Linked DNA regions of Homo sapiens: region 1 is linked to region 2. A link is an interaction called in ENCODE POLR2A ChIA-PET data of the cell type or tissue named here. Cell type or tissue: PC-9. All regions are shown on one strand.

Region 1 (2,500 bases), 210 kb after region 2:
AACAGTGCCACCACAGTGGACAGGCTACAATCCCAAGGCCTCAGCTCCCTCCCTGCAGGCTTGGCTGCCTCCAGAGCTCTGCCCATGTAGTGTTGGCCTCCGTGTTTTGTCTGAGGAGGACACTCTGATCAAAGGTGACAGGGGGGATCCGCTTTTTGGAGAGCCAGGGGACAGATGCATCTTTGGGAAGTGAGTCAGGATCCATTTGTAGAGAGGCCCCTTTCCACCTGAAGTGGGGTCTGCCCAGCCCTGGGCCTCCCCTCCAGGGCTCACCTCTCCTGGGCCATCTTGTCTGTGGTGACTTTGGTCATGCCCTGGATCCGCTCCAGTCTCTTTGTCTCCAGCTTTTTCTTCATCTCTTTGGTGTCGCTGCAGAGAGACAGGCATGAAGGAGCTGTTTTGTGCGGCTGAGCCCTTGCTGGGAGGCGAAGCAGGTGTGGGAGGGAGGCAGTCGTACTTCTCCGACGTCTCCTTCAGGGCCTTCAGCTCTGCCGCCTGTTTCTCTCTGGCCAGCTCCATCATTTTGGAGATTTGCTGCAGGGAGAGGAAGTAAGCTTGGCGAGAAGCCCTTTGTTGTTCAGAGGGAGTACGGGGGGCGGGGGTCGGTGGAGGGGAGTCGGTGAGGGGGTTGGGTCGGTGAGAGGGGCGAATGGGGTCCATGGGGGGTGGGGTCGGTGGGGCTGGTGGGGTTGTCGCCCTGCCCCTCCCGGCCACCTCGGCCACGTGCTGCTCCTTGCGCTTCAGAACGCACTCGTACTGCTCCTCGCCCTGCCGCAGCAGCTCCAGCTCCAGCCTGTCTTTCAGCTCCCGCACGCGCCCGTCCACGCCCTCAGGGCCCTCGCCCGGCGCGGCTCCGGCGCTCTCCTCGCGGGGCAGGCTCCTGGGGAGGCCACGTGGGGACAGGCCCTGAGATCCTGCGCCACCCGCGCTGCAGAGGGCAGGGCACCGCCACGAGCCTTACCTCTTCTTGCGAGAGCCCTTGCCGGGACCGAGCTTGCAGGCCCCGACGCCCCCCACGCCCGGTGGCCCGAGCTCCGCCAGCTGCGCCGCGCCCCGCTGCAGCAGCTCCTCCCAGCGCCGCGCTCCGCGCCGCTCCAACTCTCGCAGCTCCTTCTCGTGCCGCCGCTGCAGCTTCACCACGCCCTTTAGCTCCCGGAGCTCCTCCAGGCTGGCGGTCCGCGGCTCTGCGGAGGCCCGGGTGAGGCGCAACACCGGCCAGGCCGTCCTGCCCGTCCAACCCCCAAGGAGCCCCGGACCCGCCCCAGGCTCATCCCCGAGATCACCGGGCTCAGCAGGCCTTACCCGCAGCTTCTTTCATAGCCTCTTCCCTGGCCCCGGCCCTGGCTGCTGCAAGAGCCACGGGCTGGGCTGTCAGGTGCTCTGGGGGGCCCCTTGGCTCCGTTCGCCTCCTCCACACCGCCCCCTGGGAGTCGCAGTATGTGCCCCCTGCCCCGCACTTTCCCTAGGTGAAATTTTTTAAAGGGAAGTGCCTGTGGGTGCAGAGGTGGAGGTGCCCCCAGTAGGTGTGCGGACCGAAGCTCATACCTGGTGACCCATTGCTCGTTGGGGCCAACGCCCCATTGACCTGGCTGGCAACTGGACTCGCCAGTGGGAAGGGCTTCTGTGTAGGGAGAGCAGGTCAGGAAGGTGGCTTGACAGCCCTCTCTCCCCGAGCCTGGGACTCGGCCCTCTCCCCAGCCTCTCCCATAAATAGGGCTAATCTCTGGTGAGCCCCTGGCAGCAGTGCAGGCAACACAGACCTCAGGCAGACCTCCCATGGCCTCCTTGAGCTTCACAGACTTCGTGTCATGGGCACTGAAGAACTTAATGGGGTTGGCGAGGGCCACAGTGAGATCTGGGTGGGTGCACAGGACATTACAACATAGTGTATATGGAGATGTGGCTGGAAGTCTCCCCTGTCCTCACCCACTCCAGGATGCCCCATCTGGATCCCACCCCAACTCTGGAAGCTGGCTTGATGGGAAGGAAGGGGGAACAGACACCCCGAGGCTCCTGGCATGCCATGGGCTCCTACCTGCCCAAGCACCAGGTATGTAGTCCTTCATCTCCAGGAAGATGAAGAGCGCAGGCATGGTGAGGGGCATGTTGCTCTCACTGTGCAGGCACAGGTGGTGGTACCCTGTGAGACAGGACAGGGTAGGCAGTGAGCCAGAGCCCGTTCCTGCCAGCACTGTGCACACACAGCCTAGGACCCAAGGGTCTGAGTCTGGCACTGCACCATCCTGGCTGTGTGACTTCAGCCAGGTTACTTTAACTCTCTGAGACTTTACTCATCTATGAAGAGGGGATGAGTGTCTACTCATGTGGTTATTGTGAGGATGAAGTGAGAATGTATTATAAGCCCTTAGCAAATTTTAAATGCCCATAAGTGTCAGCTACTTGAGAAACTGCCCCAGCCGTTTCAGAAAATTACAGCAATTCTGTTAGGTGGGCAGAGTTCCCGCCTCTCTTAGGTTCCTGGAGAGGTACTGTTCTGCCC
Region 2 (2,500 bases):
GGAGCAAGATGGAAGTCCTGACTGACGATCCACACTCTGGGTCTTCAGGGAAGTGTCAGCCTCAGAGCTGCGGTCAGTGCGTGGAGCCGGCTACCTGTTGGGGAAGAAGAACTTAAGGTAGCTCCTTACCTCACACGTGCTAGTTAGGCTAAATAATTATTATTTTTGAAAGGAAGCAATTTAAAAAGAAAGAAACGAGAAGAATGTATAGGTAAAGACTTGAAAAAAAAAATATATATATATATATATAGTCAAGACAGGGTCTTGCCATGCTGCCCAGACCAGAGTGCAGTGGCTATTCACAGGCATGATCATGGTGTGCTACAGCCTTAAACTCCTGGGCTCAGGTGATCCTCCTGACTAAGCTTCTCAAGTAGCTGGGACCACAAGTGCATTCCACTGCGTCCAGCCTTCTTGAACATTTTTATATGAAAAGTTATATAAGCATAAATGCAACAGAAGTCACAAAGGAAGGCTTGATTTGGCTGCATTGAAAAAAATTTGTGACTCGAAGTGAAATTGTAAGACAAATAGCAGTTTATAAAGAATTCTCGTAGACAATAAAATACTAATTCCAAAAGTTAAAAACAGCCAAATACTAAGGAAGAGACAACTCGCAGAAGAAACAATGGCAATTAAGTATTTAAATATTTCTTACTAATTTAGAAAATAAGAAAGTGAAAGTTAAACAATGAAATGTCTCATTCTGGGTGGACATTGTAGCTCATGGCTGTAATCCCAGCGAATGGGGAGGTAGAGGTGGGAGGATCGCTTGAGCCCAGGAGTTCTAGACCAGTTTGAGCAACATAGCTGGTCTCTACAAAATAAAAAATAAAAAATAAAAAATTAGCGCAGGGCACAGTGGCTCACGCCTGTAATCCCAGCACTTTGGGAGGCCGAGGCGAGCGGATCACGAGGTCAGGAGATAGAGACCATCCTGGCTAACACACGGTGAAAGCCCGTCTCTACTAAAAATACAAAAAAAAAAAAAAAAAAAAAAAAAATTAGCCAGACATAGTGGCTGGCGCCTGTAGTCCCAGCTACTGTGCTCGGGAGGCTGAGGCAGGAGAATGGCGTGAACCCGGGAGGCGGAGCTTGCAGTGAGCCGAGATCGCGCCGCTGCACTCCAGCCTGGGAGAAAGAGCAAGACTCCATCTCAAAAAAAAAATAAAATAAAATTAGCAAGCGTGTTGGTGCACGCCTGTAGTCCCAGATACTTGGCGGTGGAGGGGTGGCGGAAGGGGGCGGGCTGTTTGAGCCCAGGAGCTCAGGAGGTCAAGGCTGCAGTGAGCCATGATCGTGCCACTATGCTCCAGCCTGGGCGACAGAGTGATACCTTGTGTCAAAAAAAAAGAAAGAGAAAGAGGGAGGGAGGGAGGGAGGGAGGGATGGAGGGAAGGAAGGAAGGAAGGAAGGAAGGAAGGAAGGAAGGAAGGAAGGAAAGAAGGAAGGAAGGAGAAAGAAGGAAAAAGAAAGTCCCTTTTCACTCGTAAAATTAGCAAAATAAAAATGTTTCAGGCTGGCCATGTTGGCTCACAGCTGTATTCCCAGCACTAGATGGAAACGTGGTGATTTAGGATCCAGGTTCTGTTTAGCTCAATAAGCTAGACGTCCTCCCCTGAGGAGGGAAGACGGCTTGAACCCAAGAGGTCGAAGCTGCCGTGAGCTATGATTGTGCCATTGCAGCCTGGGCAACAGAGTGAGACCTGTCTCAAAAAAAAAACAAAAAAAGTTTCAAATGATAATACAGTTGACCCTTGAACAAGGGTTTGAACTGCGTGAGTCCACTTATGTGCATGCTTTTTTTTGTTGTTTTTTTTTTTTTTTTTTTTTTTTTGGTTTTTTTGTTTTTTGAGACAGGGTCTCACTCTGTCACCCAGGCTGGAATTCAGTGGCACGATCATGGCTCACTGCAGCCTCAACCTCCCTGGGCTCAGGTGATTTCCCACCTCAGCCTCCCGAGTAGCTGGGACTACAGGCACGTGCCACCATGCCCAGCTAATTTTTATATATTTTTTGTAGACACAAGGTTTCACCATGTTGCCCAGGCTAGTCTCAAACTCCTGGGCTCGAGGAATCCTCCTGCCTTGGCCTCCCAAAATGCTGGGATTACAGTCATGAGCCATGGTGCTCAGCCCAGATTTTTTTCAATAAAAGTTACACCAGGTGTGCCTGCCTCTCCTGCCTCCCGTGCCTCCCCTTCTACGAACTCCTTCATCTCTACTGCCTCTGCCACTCCTAAGACAGCAAGACCTACCCCTCTCTTCCTCCTCCTCAGCCTATTCAATGTGAAGATGATGAGAATGAAGATTTTGATGACGATCCACTTCCACATAATGAATACTAAATATATGTTTTCTTCCTTATGATTTTCTTAATAACATCTTCTTTGCTCTAGTTTATTGTAAGAACACAGAATATAATACATATAACACACACAATATGTGTGAATCGACTATGTTATCACTACGGCTTTTGTCAACAGTAAGCTATTAGTAGT

Evidence for each region. ChIA-PET counts read pairs that join two places held together with the same protein. Peaks named below come from ENCODE experiments on the same cell type or tissue, not always from the same donor. Only the 100,000 strongest peaks of a DNase experiment are listed, where the experiment ranks them.
Region 1: POLR2A ChIA-PET joins it to region 2 with 14 read pairs; 4 of 35 experiments call an interaction of 5 or more read pairs at or near these places.

The regions. Positions count from the first base shown.
Region 1 is chr15:40,290,304-40,292,803 of GRCh38, forward strand. It overlaps PLCB2 (phospholipase C beta 2), which reads right to left. Exons shown (of 32, transcript NM_004573.3): 22 at 2,036-2,140; 23 at 1,761-1,855; 24 at 1,546-1,621; 25 at 1,303-1,347; 26 at 962-1,184; 27 at 715-880; 28 at 458-534; 29 at 274-369. Among named protein-coding and RNA genes, the nearest start is that of ANKRD63, 8.5 kb to the left of the region's middle. RefSeq lists enhancers at 1,004-1,549, 1,550-2,094. In PC-9, no CTCF peak of the experiment used is centred here; a DNase peak (open chromatin) is centred at 1,138; H3K4me3 peaks cover 820 bases.
Region 2 is chr15:40,075,927-40,078,426 of GRCh38, forward strand. It overlaps LOC105370787 (a long non-coding RNA gene), which reads right to left. Exons shown (of 3, transcript NR_188231.1): 3 at 1-94. Among named protein-coding and RNA genes, the nearest start is that of BMF, 32 kb to the right of the region's middle. RefSeq lists an enhancer at 1,136-1,636. In PC-9, no CTCF peak of the experiment used is centred here; no DNase peak of the experiment used is centred here.